Regions from separate parts of the Homo sapiens genome. Here region 1 is linked to region 2. A link is an interaction called in ENCODE POLR2A ChIA-PET data of the cell type or tissue named here. Cell type or tissue: GM12878. All regions are shown on one strand. Each heading gives the region's core, and the rest is flanking DNA. Links, peaks and the distances in the headings are about the cores only. Region 1 has its middle 30 kb from the start of MIR4422. Region 2 overlaps USP24 (ubiquitin specific peptidase 24).

Evidence for each region. Peaks named below come from ENCODE experiments on the same cell type or tissue, not always from the same donor. Only the 100,000 strongest peaks of a DNase experiment are listed, where the experiment ranks them.
Region 1: POLR2A ChIA-PET joins it to region 2 with 8 read pairs; 4 of 35 experiments call an interaction of 5 or more read pairs at or near these places.

Annotation. Positions count from the first base shown.
Region 1 is chr1:55,252,071-55,258,577 of GRCh38, forward strand. No RefSeq gene overlaps it. Among named protein-coding and RNA genes, the nearest start is that of MIR4422, 30 kb to the left of the region's middle. In GM12878, for the core only: no CTCF peak of the experiment used is centred there; DNase peaks (open chromatin) are centred at 4,201 and 6,111; H3K27ac peaks cover 2,110 bases.
Region 2 is chr1:55,168,713-55,178,084 of GRCh38, forward strand. It overlaps USP24 (ubiquitin specific peptidase 24), which reads right to left. Exons shown (of 68, transcript NM_015306.3): 2 at 9,255-9,372; 3 at 7,664-7,731; 4 at 3,665-3,808; 5 at 2,844-2,966. Among named protein-coding and RNA genes, the nearest start is that of USP24, 42 kb to the right of the region's middle. In GM12878, for the core only: no CTCF peak of the experiment used is centred there; no DNase peak of the experiment used is centred there.

The DNA.
Region 1 (6,507 bases), core at 2,508-6,507, 82 kb after region 2:
CCTGGCCAATTTTTTTTTTTTTGTAGAGATGGGGTCTCACCATGTTGTCCAGGCTGATCTCGAACTCCTGAGGTCAAGTGATCCAACCCGCCCTGGCCTCCCAAGGTGCTGGGATTACAGGTGTGAGCCACCCTACCCAGCCCTCAACTGTTCTTCCTAATACACTGTGTCCAGCCAAATGAAGTTGCTTTGCTCTTCCTGTGTGTTTAGTGATGCTCTTCCCTAAAGACAGTCCCCTCTTTAATGCCTTCTGTCTCACTTCTGTATGTCCCAAACCTATTTCTCCTTAAAGTCTGGCTCAAATAAAAATAATACTACTAATGAACAGAAAAGTTAAGCAATTTACCCAAGGTCTCACGACTCTTATGCCAGTAGTAGAGGCAGACTTTGGGCCCAGGCTGTCAGATACCAGTGTCTACACTCTACAATGTCCACACTACAACACTAGGCTATGCTACCTACTTGTGTAACTGCCTCTACAAATTCCACCATCTTCATGAAGCTTAGCAGATCTCTCTTAGAACACCCTCTTCTACCTTTGAATTCTATGTCCCCCACTTACAAAGCTTTTCTAATGAGACATGTATCTTTCCACATGATATTAGAATCATTTGGTTACTGGTCTCATCTCCCTGCTAAACTGGATGTTTAATAAGTGCTATTTATTTCATAACACTCTTCTTGATACCTTGCATAACCTATTGTGCTCAAGAATATTTATTCAGCATATTATTTTAAAATGCAAATCTGATTATGTCTCTCCTCTGTTTAAAATGTTCCATTTCCTTTAAGATAAAAACTGAAACTTTCAATGTAGCAAGAAGTTCCTGAGCAATGAGTTTCCCACCCTGCTAGTCTCACTTTACCATTGCCCCTAGCTCATTGCTGTCCAGCTATCAGTGGCTTTTTGTCCACTCTTCAAGCCACCAACCCCCCTCAGGACCTTCTCACCGGCTCTCCCTCTCCCTGGAAGGCTGGGTTCTCTTTCCCCACATTGACCTTGGCTCCCTCCTGTCATGACTGTTCTGATGACCTCCCCTTGTTACTTTGCCTCCAGGCACCACTGCCCTTCTCAGGAATGGATGTGTAACATTCTGGCCAGGTGTGACCAGTCCTGTGAGAGGGGACCCACCTGGGGGCCCTGGCTCTGCCCTCACTTTCCAAGTGGGAAATCCAGGCTGGCTGACACTTAGGGATCTGGGCCCGACCTCTGTAGGGGCCGCTGGGGCAACAAAGGCTGCTTGTCCAGTCCAGCTCACCCTGTCGTAGAGGAGGCGAGCTCTGACTCCATGCCAGAGATTGATCCTGACAGTGGCATTTTCTAAAGGGACTTGTACCCTTCGTCTCTCCTTGGCTCATATATTTTGGCTGCCAGCAGGCCTGACTCAAAGCCATCTTGGCAAAGAAAAATTTTTATAGCCTGGTTGGTTTAATTTTGTTTTCTCCCCACCTAATCCCGGGCAGAAATATCTCCAAACAGCTTTTATATTATCGGAGATAGGATGGGGGAACTATGCAGAGGAGGAAAGGGATCAAGACAAGGACATCTAAGTTGGAAATGGGTTATTTCTTTATTTAAAAATAATATATGCTGGGCTTGGTGGCTCACACCTGTAATCCCAGCAATTTGGGAGGCTGTGGCGGGATGGATTGCTTGAGCCCAGGAGTTTGAGACCAGCCTGGGCAACATAGTGAGACTCTGTCTCTATAAAAAATTAAAAAATATGTGTTAGTTTTATAATAGTTGGTAACATTTACTAAACATCTACTAGGTCCCGGGTATTGTACTGGGAATTTGTACATATGTTAGTTCATTTAATTTTCCTAATTATAGCCCTTTGAGTTAGGTCCTATTATTAGTCCCACTTCATAGATTAAAAGGTTGAGATTTTGGTAGGTTAAAAAACTTGCCCAAGCTTACTAAGTAGCACAGGTGGGCTTATAGCTGAAGATACGGGAATGCTTGCTGAATTTTCTGCTGTGGGAATGAGAATATCAAATTACATTATGGTTTTGAGGGCAGGGGTCCAGCCAAGAATGATCGTCAAAACAGCAGATTCCAGAAAGATTCAAGTGTGAACCCTGATATTCCCCAGGTGTCCACGTTATATTTTACTTAATAAAAAGTAATCACTGTAATCAGTAATGGATGGTTATTCTAGTTTACTAGGAAGCAGCCTGGTGCAAAGGAGAGAACATGAGCTTTGAAGTCATATAGACCTTGGTTTGAAACTGAACTCAGACTCTTCTTTTTGTTTGTTTGTTTATTTGTTTTTGAGACAGGGTCTCGCTCTGTTGCCCAGGCTGGAGTACAGTGGCATGATCTCGGCTCACTGCAACCTCCGCCTCCCAGGCTCAAGCGATTCTCCTGCCTCAGCCTCCTGAGTAGCTGGGATTACAGGCGCATGCCACTACCGCCTGGCTAATTTTTGTATTTTTAGTAGAGATGGGGTTTCACCATGTTGGCGAGGCTGGTCTTAAACTCCTAACCTCAAATGACCCACCCACCTCGGCCTCCCAATGTGCTGGGATTATTATTAGGTGTGAGCCACCAGGCCCGGCCTGAACTCAGACTCTTCTATCTGTGCAGCCCAGTACAATTTATGTAATATCACAGTGAGTCAGTTTTCTCATCTTTAAAATGGTACTGTGATTCATAACTTGTAGGGATGCAAAGATTAAGCTGGAAAACACAGCGAAGCTTCCTGCACTATGCCTGGCATGTAAACAGTGACCAATAAATGGTAGGGATGTTCCAATAACATTATTAGCCTCCCTCTAATATGTTATTGTTGGGAGATGATTCTACTATTAATATTTGCACTAAGGTATGCCATCTCTTGGAAGCCCTACTAAAAGAAAATGCCATAGATGGGAAACACATTAAACTATGATCAGTCTGAATTATTAAGTGTTTTTTTTTTTTGAGACGGAGTCTTGCTCTGTTGCCCAGGCTGGAGTGCAGTGGCATGATCTCGGTTCACTGCAATCTCCGCTTCCTGGGTTCGAGTGATTCTCCTGCCTTATCCTCCTGAGTAGCTGGGATTACAGATGCCTGCCACCATGCCCGGCTAATTTTTGTATTTTTAGTAAAGATGGGGTTTCGCCATGTTGGCCAGGCTGGTCTCGAACTCTCAACCTCAGGTGATCCGCCCGCCTTAGCCTCCCAAAGTGCTGGGGTTACAGGCATGAGCCACAGTGCCTAGGCATTAAGTCTTAATTAATAATTAAGCTACACAGATGGGCCTCAACTTACAATGGTTCAAGTTACGATTTTTTGACTTTATGATGGTGTGAAAGCCACATGCGTCTGGTAGAAACCATACTTCAGATATTGGATTTTGATCTTTTCCTGGGCTAGTGATACGAGGTAGGGTACTCTCTTGCAATGCCGGGCAGCAGAAGTGAGCCACAGCTCCCAGTCAGCCATGGAATCACAGGGGTAAAACAATACTTTACTGCATATGGTGTTGCCAACGTTTTTTGAATATTGTGTTTTCACATCTTATCATGTCTATAAAATACCCACCTGCAAACAGTATTTAACATTTATTATAAAATAGGCTTCGTGTTTGATGAGTTTGCCTAACTATAGGGTAATGTAAGTGTTCTGAGCATGTTTAAGGTAGGCCAGGCTAAGCTATGATGTTTGGTATGTGGGGTGTATTAAATCCATTTCAGTTTAGGATATTTTCAACTTAGGATGGGTTTATCTGGATGTAAGCTGAGCAGCATCTTTTTATTGTGCAAGCTTTCTGGAAAGTAAGATGGCAACTTACAGAAAAAATAAAAGGCCTTAAATTAGTAATAGTAACAACAGCTGCCTCCATTTAGTGACGGCCTATTATGGTTTCATGTCTTTTATTTTATTGTTAATCCTTGTAACTACCTTATGGGAATGATACTATTATCATTTGCTTTATGAGGTTTACGAAGAGATTAAGCAAATGTTTAAAGCCACCCGACAGTAAGTGGTGAAGTCAGGCCTCACTCCAATGTCTGTGTTTGCTTCATTAAGCCCTTCTGTTGTCAGGCCTGGCAGTCCCACTTTTGGGAAAATATCCTAAGCAAATAATTTGAAAAGAAAAGAAGGTCATTTGTCAAAACAAAACAAAAACCAGAAATATTTATAGCTCTGTAATGTTCATCACCCAGCCCTATGACCTCAAATTGGAAGGTGGAATGGCAAGCTCCCACACATTAACACAAGATGGCAAGCATCAAAAGACAAATGCATGAATTACATCGGTAGAGAACATCTGAAGCTACACTTAATAAAAAGGATGGGATCCAAAATAGCACCAAAAAGAATATGTATACACTTCTCAAAAGTTAGGTGAAATTGATGTCTGTATGCTAGTAAGAATCAGAAGTATTTATAGAGGTATGCAAATGATTAGTAGATGAAGCTTCCTTCCTTGCTGTTGTATTTTTGGGCAGAGCAGTTTAAATATTGTAGTCAATAAAAAAAGAAAAAGAAAAGAAGTATACCGAATCAAGTTTAAAAAAAGGAGATTTTTTTTTAAACTCTAGAATAAAGTGGTAAAACCAGCTTCTTTAAAACACTAAAACAAAAAGTAATTACTATCTTAAAGAGGGATTTATTTATTTACTTATTTATTTGAGATGAAGTGTTGCTCTGTCACCCAGGTTGGTGTGCGGTGGTGTGATCCTGGCTCACTGCAACCTCTGCCTCCCAGGTTCAAGCGATTCTCTTGCCTCAGCCTCGCAGTTAGCTGGGGCTACAGGCATGAGCCACCATGCTGGCCTAATTTTTTGTATTTTTAGTAGAGGCAGGGTTTCACCATGCTGGCCAGGCTGGTCTTGCACTCTTGAGCTCACTTGGGAGCATTGGCCTCCCAAAGTGCTGGGATTACAAGCATGAGCCACCGCACCTGACCGGCCAGGTTTATTTATTATAGTGTTCCTTTACTTAGAAGATGAGAGCTCTTAGGGGTGTACTAGGATAGCGATAGAGGGGCTCTAAATTTTCAGTATATTTCATAAAACATGATGGACATTATATACTTTAACTGCATATTTAAGCACCTTGGCAATAGTTTGATATAACAAAAGGATAGAAGGTCTTGGGCTCTGTTACCAGGTTACCTGGGTTTTTTTTTTTTTTTTTTGAAACAGAGTCTTTCTCTTTTGCCCAGGCTGGAGTGCAATAGCATGATCTCAGCTCAATGCAACCTCTGCCTCCAGGGTTGAAGTGATTCTCCTACCTCAGCCTCCTGAGTAGCTGGGATACGGGCCCCCCACCACCATGCCCGACTAAGTTTTGTATTTTTAGTAGATATGGGGTTTCACCATGTTGGCCAGGCTGGTCTCGAATTTCAGACCTCAGGTGATCTGCCCACCTCAGCCTCCCAAAGTACTGAGATTACAGGTGTGAGCCACCATGCCCAGCTACCTGGGTTTTAATTCTAGCTTGTTACCTAGTTGCACAGAAGGGAAGCTAAGCCCTTCTGTGGCCTTGTTTGTAAAATGGGGATAATAATAATGCCTACCTCAATGGATTGCTACCTAGCACATGATAAGGTTTCCATAAACATTAGCTACTATTAAGCCACAAAGCTGCATTGTTTTGACCTGGAATTATATCAGTTCAGCATGAATTTTATCTCAAGCAAATCAGAAGTATTGACAATTGTACAAGCTTCTGATTGCTAAAATATGGAGAAATAAATCAACCATGAGCCAATGCACTTTGATCAATAAAATCTTTGAAAATTATAGGAGAGAGGAAGAAGAGAGGGAAGGATAAATGACAGGGATCCTTGGTGATAAAATCTGAGGATGAATACACAAGATAGATATGTTTTGATAAGGACAAGAGGAGCAGGAGGCCTGGGCAGAGAACAGAAGTGAAAGCTGAAGCCATGACAAGCTTTTGCCAGAATCAGAGAGAGAGGGTCAATTTGTTGAAGTCTGGCTTCTCCTGAAGACAAATCATTGTCCTCCTGTACTCTTGGTGCTTTGGTTAGATCGCAACACCTGAACCCACACCAGGACTTGTAGGGGTGAAAATGTGTTTCAGAAAGCATCTATGCAACCTAGATGCCAGCTGGGGCTCCCCCTCCCTGGGAAGTCTGGTTAACCTCGACCTGAACCCAAACACCACAGCCTGTGACGTCACAAGTCCTCTTTGCAATTTCTCTCTTGCTCTGATCTCTTCCTCCACCTCACTGCTTTGTGCTCCCTGCCCCAAGTCAATTCTGAGGCAAAGTTCTGCCCTTCCACCAAGTTCTACAAAACCCACATGCACCAATTCTTTTGTGAGCTTAGTTTGCTGCTGAAGATGGCTGGGGCAGATGTTGCAGGTTGGGGGTCCCAGCCACAGAGCTTTCTGCCTTCTCCCAGTTCCATTTCCTCCATTTTTCTGGTCTCTTTCTCTTTCCTCCCTCTGGCCCCAACACAAGTGCCTCCCCTGCCTCACATAGGAGAGACATTCCAACCCAACCACTTAATGTATTTTGCCAACTAAGAGAGTTTACTCATCCT
Region 2 (9,372 bases), core at 4,096-8,095:
TCTCCAAGAATTCATAACCACAGAATTGCCCTCATATGGCTTTACTGCTCAAATTCACACTGACATTATGGTCTGAAAAACCTTAAGTTGATAATTTATTCTAAAATGGTCACAAACTGTAGTGCTTCCAGGCACTTACCAAAAAGTACATCCTTTTTGGAAGAAAGAACTTTCAACTTAAGCCTCAAACTGCCCCCTCCTAGATTAAATGCTAAGAAATATGAGTTCACAGAAAAATGAACAAACAAATAAGTATACATATATTTCCATACACCTACATACATACACAAAGCAAGTGAGTAAAAGCCAGCAGAATCAGACTTGTAAATATCAGGCACAGAATATAAAGTAAGCATTAAACAAATTAGGGCTTGAAAATATGAGTTAAGAACATGAGACAATACAAAATGAAACAGTCAAAAAAACAAAATTTATATAAATTAAAAATTCAGTAACCAAAATTAAAGACTTAAATAAACAAGTTAAACAGCAAAGTAGATATAAATTTAAAAAAAATCCGTGAATTGTACTACTATAGATCTGGAAAAAAGTTATCACAATTGCAACACAAGGAGACAAAAAAATGGAAAATGTGAAAAGGTGTTAAGGGTCACAGAGGACAGAATGAGTCAGTCTAACATGTATCCAATCAAGTTTCAGAAGAAGAGAGACTAATGGGGAAGAGGGAATATTTTAAAAGATAAAGGCTGAGAAATTTCCAGAATTGATGTAAGACATTAACCATAGATTCAGAAGCCCAATGAATCTGAAGCAAAATAAATAAAAAGAATACCATGGTTAATCACATTACAATCAAATTTACAAACATTAAAGAGAAAGAAAAGATTTCAAAATACAGCCATGGAGGAGAGAGAGACTTCTAATAGAAGAACCACAGTCAGATCAATAGCCAACTTCTCCACAGCAATAATCAAAGCCACAAGACAGTGAAATGGTATCTTTAATATTCTGAGAGAAAAGAAATATCATCTAGACTTTTGAACCCAGTGAAAATACATACTTCAAGGAATGGGAAATAAAGTAAAGTTCAGGCCATCAAAAACCAAGACTTACCCACAAACAGAACCTTACTAAAGGATTCTTTATAGAATGCACTATCAACTTTACCGGGTAAAAAATGATAGGAGGGGACTAAGACAATGCACAAGTAAAATAAAGAGGTAATGAATCATTTAAGAGGGGAGCGAGCACATGCAACATTCTAAGGTCTTTATGTACTGCTCAAGGAGGAGAAAGATACTAGTGAAATTTAGATTTTGTTTAGTAAGTTAACATTTTAGGATAACCACTGAAAGAATAACTGAGAGGGAGGACATGGAATCTTCAGGAGGTCTGGTTGGGAAGGGGAGCAGAGGACCATACAGAGGGATATGATATTAAAGGCAGAATATTTAAAGATGGGAAATACTACATCATGTTGCATACAAGAGTAACAATCCCAACAGTGAGGGAAAGATTGAGGATACCAAAGAAAAAATAGAAAGCTGAAGGAGGAATATGCTTGAGAAGGCAAGAGAAGAGGGGATCTAGAGGAGAGAGAATTCCTTTGTGGTAATGAGAGGAAACACAAAGACTGCACCTTTCTGGGTCTCAGTGGATGCATACGTAAAGTGAAAAAAAGAGAATGAACATCTGCTGAGCGCTCACTAGAGTGAACCACCACGTTCAGTATTTCTATGTGTATTTGTCACTTGATCTTCACAACACATCTGAAGAGAAGAGTTTAGCATTTGGGGAGGCAATACTGCATATGGTTAAAGAACATAGACTAGCTGCCTGCATGGGTTCTCCCTGTAACTAGGTATGTGGACTTGGGCAAGTACTTCACTTCTGTCTGTTTCAGTTCTCACCTATGAAATGGGGGTAAAAATAGTACCCAACTCAAAGAGCCATTGTGGGGATTAAATTCCAAAGTACATATTCACTGTCCTTTCCACTCAGCTTTTTCCTCCTCTCTGGGGAACTGTCTGACTCCTCAAGGTGGCAATAACTACCCCTTCCCCTGGATTCTATGTACAGTACATATTATTATAATTCCACCTACTATTTATTATGCTGTCATTTTTTTGTTTTCGTATTTCCTCCACTATACTACAAGCTAGTAATCACATCTTATTACTGTTTATATTAAAAGACAGGACTGTGTACTTATGTTTATACCTCAAACTTAGAATAATGCCAGACACATAGTAAATGTTAAATAAATGATTGCTGACCTAAACCTCTGCTTCCACTAAAGCAATGAACCAGTTTTCTATTGATTAAACTCAACTTCTTTCAACTGTTTCTGAAACCAAACAGTGTTTTAACTAAAGGACTGTTTAGATTATCTACTTCTTGTGAGTATACTCTTATTGGCAGACTGTAGTCTTTTGATATAAAATATACTGGTTCCAGGCCTGAAAAAGCAAGTTTTAATGCATATGAAGTTCAAAAGAAAATATATATGAGATTAAGTACTAGATTATTTTTTCTAGGTACAAGTAATCATTTTAAATGCTATAGTCTCTCAACTCTCTCTAAGAAACTGGAACACCAATTAAACTGGGGTTCTGATAATCTAATAGATGACGCTAAAGACATTTCTCATTTTACTAAACATCATTTCAAACCTATAAAATTCTTCATGATATTAGTTAAGAGCTATGGAAAAATTATGCACTGTCTGAAAAAAAATGTAGGCAATTTTATGAGCCAGATGGGATATTTGTCATTTTTCAGATTGTTTTAATCCTCCCATGTAACTTGTCTTTTTTATAGCACAGAAAATCTTCTTTTTCAATACATTTTTCTATAAAAAGATGAAACTAAATGATGTTTACCTTTTGGAAAGTCGATACAGGTGAAACAGCAAACATATTTCCCTCTCCAAACACTTCTGCCCAATTCCTTTGAGACACTTTCATTCTGTTTTTAAAATGGTATTCATTATCAGGATTGAAAGCCTAGATTCAAAGAGAACAGAGAAACATTATTATCTATTTCTATAGCAACACATATTAGCATTAGAAAAGAAGATAAAAATATAGCCTTTGACTCCCCTCATTAATGGGATCTTTCAAGAATACACCGAAAGCATACGCCTTAGCTAGTGCAAAAGTGCTAAGAATTAATGTGCTATTCTCCTGTCCTGTTCAGTGTTCACTGTGAAGGAAGAGGAGGAGGTAACAGGATAAGAGGTCTGACTCAAGGCAGTGTGATGCCAATGCCCCAAGTGTGCTAGGGCTACCGGGGATGAGATGAGGAACAGAGGCACTGAGGGCAGAAGTCAGGAGGGGAAAATATGAGGGTCCCTTCTTCATGCAGCTACTGTTACCTGTTGGGGGAAAAGGCCAGAAACCAAACTCCATCTACATGAACACTCCATATGAAAGTATTTAAGACATGAATAATCGGGGAGAGGTAAGAGAAAGGCATTTAATCATTCCGTAAGTTGAAAAACCCATTAAAATTAGAAAAGCACTTCTTTCAAACTGAGAACACAAGATGGTTGCTCTGCTTTTAAAATAAAGACAAAGGATCCTAACAGCTAATATCCTTAACGATAAAATTATTATCACTCATTATTAATTACAAGTCAGAGAACAGCAAGTATTTTAAACAAAATCAAAACACAAAGTACTTAATTTTAGAGATACTATACCATTGTAAGCACACCCAGGAGACCAGTGGGAATTGGATCTTGTTTTATTCTCTCTGCGACCAGTTCTATTAATAGCATCAACATGTTGTAAATTCCTTCATGAATTTCAGTACCCCACTTGTGAACAGCACTTGATGTCAGGAGCTATAAAAACATAAAGGGCAATCTAGAGTCTAACTTGAAAAAAGAAAATAAATCTACAGTTTATCAAGTCCATCTCAAATAAGTGAGAGATTATGATGAAAATACTTTTTTATGTAGATGATTGGCTTTTAAAAGACCCATAGCTGTAGTTCATCTACTTGCCCATTTATTTCAAAGTCAATACAGAGTTTTGCTTTTGAATTTTAATTCTCTTGCATGAAAGCACTTTGTTTAAAAGAAAAATTTTATTTGGTCCTCTACTTTTCATAATTACAAGGGTAGGTCAAATGGTGCCGAGCAAGGTAAAAACCTGAGATCAATTCCAGTATTACTGTTTTCTAGCTGTGTGGCCTTGAACAAATTTACCTGAGTTCTCAACGGCTCAGTTCTCTTATCTCTAAAGAGGCATAACTCTTACCTACTTCATACAAATGTTATGAGGATTAAAAGATATAACAAATATAAAAGCATTTTATAAATGGTAAGGCATTATTAATATATCTTGATGGCTGGCTGTCCATATTAATATTTCTGGAACCTAAGAAATGAATGCTGTATTGCACGGATTCTAACATACATATCCTTTTAATATTTTTTAACATCTCAGAAATAGGATAATTTTTTTCTACCTGTTGACTAGATGACAGCAGGACTCAGAATGTGAAAAAAAATCTTAGAAATATCTTAACAGTTTATTTGGCTTACATTTTCCTTTTTGGTATGTACAAAATAATATTTTTTTTTAATTGTTTAAGCAAATCTAAATTAGCTCTAAGTTTTAAGACATTAAACTGTTTACTTTGTAGCTATGTTTCTTAAACATAAAACATCAAATATAAAACAATGGTACAAATCTTATAATTAGATACTTTCTTAGATTCCTTAAAAAGTAGAGAAATTGAATGCCCTTAATTCTCAGTCTTCTGGTCTTTGGGGAAGTGTAGAACAAGTGCCAGAACAAGAAATGAAAAATCAAAGGATTTCACTTAAATTGGTATGGTGGTTTCATGTTTTTGTAAGATTTTTCAAAGGGAAAATACTATGCAACAAATATTCAAAGGGAAAATACTATACAACAAAAATTTCATCTTGGCTTCACTGAGAACCTCTTTAAAAAGAGCAGGCTGGAAGAGCCCAAACTGTAATAGCTGCAGAGAAAAACCTCGGTTCCAGATTTTCTAAATACTAATTAGCCGCACTACTTGCTCAAATTAGCAGAAGTCATAAGACTGATTTTATGTAAACCAGTAAGTTACTATTTTTTGCAGAATTTTTTTTGCCTGACTATATATTCCTCCTATAGTTAAAAATTAAATAATAAAGCAAAACAAAGCAGAGATTACCAATTAAGAAGCTTCAAGTGACTACAAAATAAAAATGTATGTGGATTAAGCAGCAATCCCTCTGGCACCATTCCATTTGCTCATTTTTCACTTTGAAAATGCAATTCTGCCTACATTCTAGAAGAGATAGGGAAAGGCAGGCAGTACCTTGTGAAGAAGATGCACACAAGGTTTAAACATAACCATGCACTATGGTCAAACCTGAATTATCTTCTCTGCCTGAATACACTAGTAAAAATCCAGGCTAGCCTGAAGGTAAAAGGTGAAGAAGGTGGAAATGACAACAAAGCTCCTTTGTGCACCTTATTTATGTAATCACATATCATTCATACCCTTACTTCTAAAAGAAAATGTGTGACAGCTCGTGAGAAAAGCCTGGGGAATTGGGGAGAGGGATGGTCATCGAACCGAGAAACACAGCTAGGTAAGTAGTACCAATTATATCAAATCCTACTGAGTTTTCTGGCAGACAAGCCTAAAGGCACACAGAACTCTAGCTCTTCTGATTTAATAAAAGAAAGTATGCCTAATTGACGGGGAGGAGAACCTTTTTAATAGCTCTAAAGTGCAAAAGAATTTAATATTTTTACTTTAACAAAACTGAATAATATAAGGCATGGTACCTTTGTACTCACAGTTTTACAGAAAAATGACCAACCATGTGACCATTTATTATACTGCTCCTAACAGCTGAAGGCATGAGACAAAACAGTTTTCTGAAGTATCTCTGTACAGAGTTAGAGTATTATATTCCAAATATGCAACTTGCTGGTGAATGGACTGGATACACGGATTTCTGGATCTGGAGATCCTCAACCTTGAATAAGTCCTTTTCCACAACTCTGAATACACTTTTCCTTTTAAGTTTATGCATCCACTGTGATGTGTGTCACAGTATGTTACAATATAACAATTTTGCTATTTTTATTTTACTTTTTTTAAATTTTGTAGAGACAGGGGTCTCACATGTTGCCCAGGCTGGTCTGAAACTCCTGGCCTCAAGATGTCCTCCCGCTTTTGGCCTCACAAAGTGCTGGGATTATAGTGCGAAGCACTGGGCCTAGCCAATTTTGGATTTTTTAAAAGCTGCTGTAATTCTTAAAAGCTTAAAATTATTTTAAACTACAAACTGATGGATGAGCTAATCTAAAATGAAGATAAATCTTCATTTCATATAATCTTTGCCCAAATGACAATTTGAAAAGATTTCTCCATTTTTTAAAAAATGAAGCTACTTTTGCTTCTAAAATTAATTATATATATATTTTTTAAGGCTTGAATCAAGGGAGATTCTGCCTACCAAAATGCAACTGGGAATAACTATTTGCAAATGAACTCTTTGTTTTACTGGGTCTCTTTTTTTTTTTTTTTTTTTTTTTTTGAGACGGAGCCTCGCACTGTCACGCGGGCTGGAGTGCAATGGTGTGATCTTGGCTCACTGCAACCTCCACCTCCCGGGTTCAACAGATTCTCCTGCCTCAGCCTCCTGCGTAGCTGGGATTATAGGTGCCCACCACCAGGCCCAGCTAATTTTTTGCATTTTTAGTAGAGATAGGGTTTCACTATGTTGGCCAGGCTGGTCTTGAACTCCTAACCTTGTGATCTGCCTGCCTTGGCCTCCCAAGGTGCTGGGATTACAGGCGTGAGCAATTGCACCCGGCCTTAACTGGGTCTTAAGATAAACGCAAACATTACCCATCTGTAGTTCTAGTGACTTATTTACATATTGGACAAAAATGGGTGTCAAAATCCAGCAGTTAAGCCAGCAAAAGAATCATTCATTGCAACTTTTCTGAGCTCTTTCTATGAGCTAGGCACTTAGTTATATGCTGGGGGAAAGGGCAGTATGTTAACAGACACAGTCCTTGCTCTAATGAGGATTCAAGGCTCATCTGCTAAAAAGGGAGGCTGATTCAGTCTGTTTTTAGAAACACAATTCTTGTGATCTCCCATTCCCATTGTTAAGAAACACTGCTTTCTAAGAGATGTGACCCAAATGGAAGTAGGCATATCACTCTGGCTCTAATAGAGATGGTGCCTTATGCATGTCAGTGAGAATACCTAGTCAATCTTTTAGTAGTTTAAAATGTCTTCTCCTGTCTCACACACTTAAAATGGCTCATATTTTGATAAGTGTATACTGTCTTTCTAAGTGCCACAAGCCTTTGTTTACTAATATGTGCAATATCCTAGTATAATTAAGTCTTAATCTATTAAGTCTAGTATAATTAAGTCTTAATCTATTCTTTAGCAATTAAATAGTAGGAAGTATTTATTATTAATAAAAGTTATATTTAACCAAAGACACATACAGACAATATAAAAGAAGTAAATCATTTATAAGCCCCAAATTCAGAGTTCCGTTTTTCATATTAGAGGATTCCTCAGTTAAACAAGATTCATAAACTGGTCTTATACATAAAAAACTAAAATTAAAACAAAAAGCTTCTCTTCCTTCACCCTGCCCCCACCCCGACACACACAAAATATCACAGCAGCACATTTTTCTTACCTTTTTAAATGCTTCAGGCATACACCTGTCCATAAACCTTCTACAATTCTCATCAGACTCGGAAAGACCTTAGTAAAATGCATGAAATAATATACTTTATTTAAGTCAGACTCAGAAAGACCTTAGTAAAATGAATGAAATAATACACGTTATTTAGGTCTTTGGTAGTTCGTAAAAATCATATACATCATTCTAAATCCATACATATGGAACTATGTCATAGGAACCTTAGTTCTTACGAAATTATTAAAAGTAGAATATATACCTTTGATGAAGGAAAGGCTGAGAAATAACCATAGCATTAGATTAAATAAATACCAATTGAACTGAAATGATTGAACTTACATTTCCATGTCAGAGTAACTTCAATGATCTGATTAAATAGCTAATAAAACACCAACAGCAGCTACTTACTAGCCATTATTATTTCCCTAAAAAGTTCTATAGAAACACAAATATTTTCTAATCCCAGAACTTTGGGAGGCCGAGGCAAGAGGATCACTTGAGCCCAAGAGTTTGAGACCAGCCTGGGCGACACAGTGAAACCCCGTCCCTACAAAAAATAAAAAGCTGGGTGTGGTGGTGCTTGCCTGTTGTCCCGGCTACTTGGGAGGCTGAGGTAGGAGGATCACTTAAGCCTGGGAGGTTGAGGCTGCAGTGAGACATGACTACGCCATTGCACTGCAGCCTAAGCAACCCTGTCTCAAAAATCAAAAACCAAAAAAAAAAAAACAACAAAAACAAAAACAAAAACCAAAAAACCACACAAATATTTGCAATAAATGCCTAAATTACTCTTCTTCCCTAAAACAAACCAATGAACTCCATTACACAGATTTGTGTCTGGCACAATTCACATAGTAAGTGATAAATACTTGCTAAGTTAATGAATAAGTTCCCTGTAAAATCATCTTTTGGAAAAAGTACATTTCTTTATTAAACTCAATAATAGGTTTTGCTTATCATTGGGAATACTGCTAAACACACTCTCTTTTTTTCAGACCCACTGCCTAGCATAGTACCTAGATCCTAACAGGTGCTCAATAAATGCTACTGCTGAGAAGCCAGTCAGAAATACACCATATTCTGGCCATATTCATTTCATAACTGAATTCAATATGAAAAAATAAGTTATTTTCTCTTTTTTTAGTACAGGTGTTCATACTGACACCCACTCTTCCAACCTATTGATATTTTATTATTTTAATAGCTTGATATTTATAAAGCTTAAAACAATGTCAGGTACTTAATAAGCACAAGTTTGTTAAATAAATATAACTTTCTTCTCTTAAAAAAAAAGCTGTTGAATTGATGAGCCTTAATTTAAAGTACTCCAAGCTTCTGTGGAAAAAGTTAATTTCAATTTCCATTAAGCTTTTCAATTATATTTTAAATAATCTTATACTCTATCAAAGGTAGAAGAAAACAATTAATTTGGTTCAAAGCTTTTCTTCTGCAGGAGATAAGTGAAGACTAAGAGAATAAATGATCTGTCCAATAACACACAGCTAGGCAACAACAAAGGCTAAGATTAAACTCAGGCCTTCTATGAAACAAATGTCCTCATGTGTTCTAAGGTCTGAAAACTTACCAAGTCTTGCTAGGTAGGTAGATGCCAACAGGCATTTGCCTAGTGATTCTTCTCGCTTGTAAGGGATGGACCAATGATCAGTCAAAACACGGCTTTCCAGTTCATATAAATTTGTTGT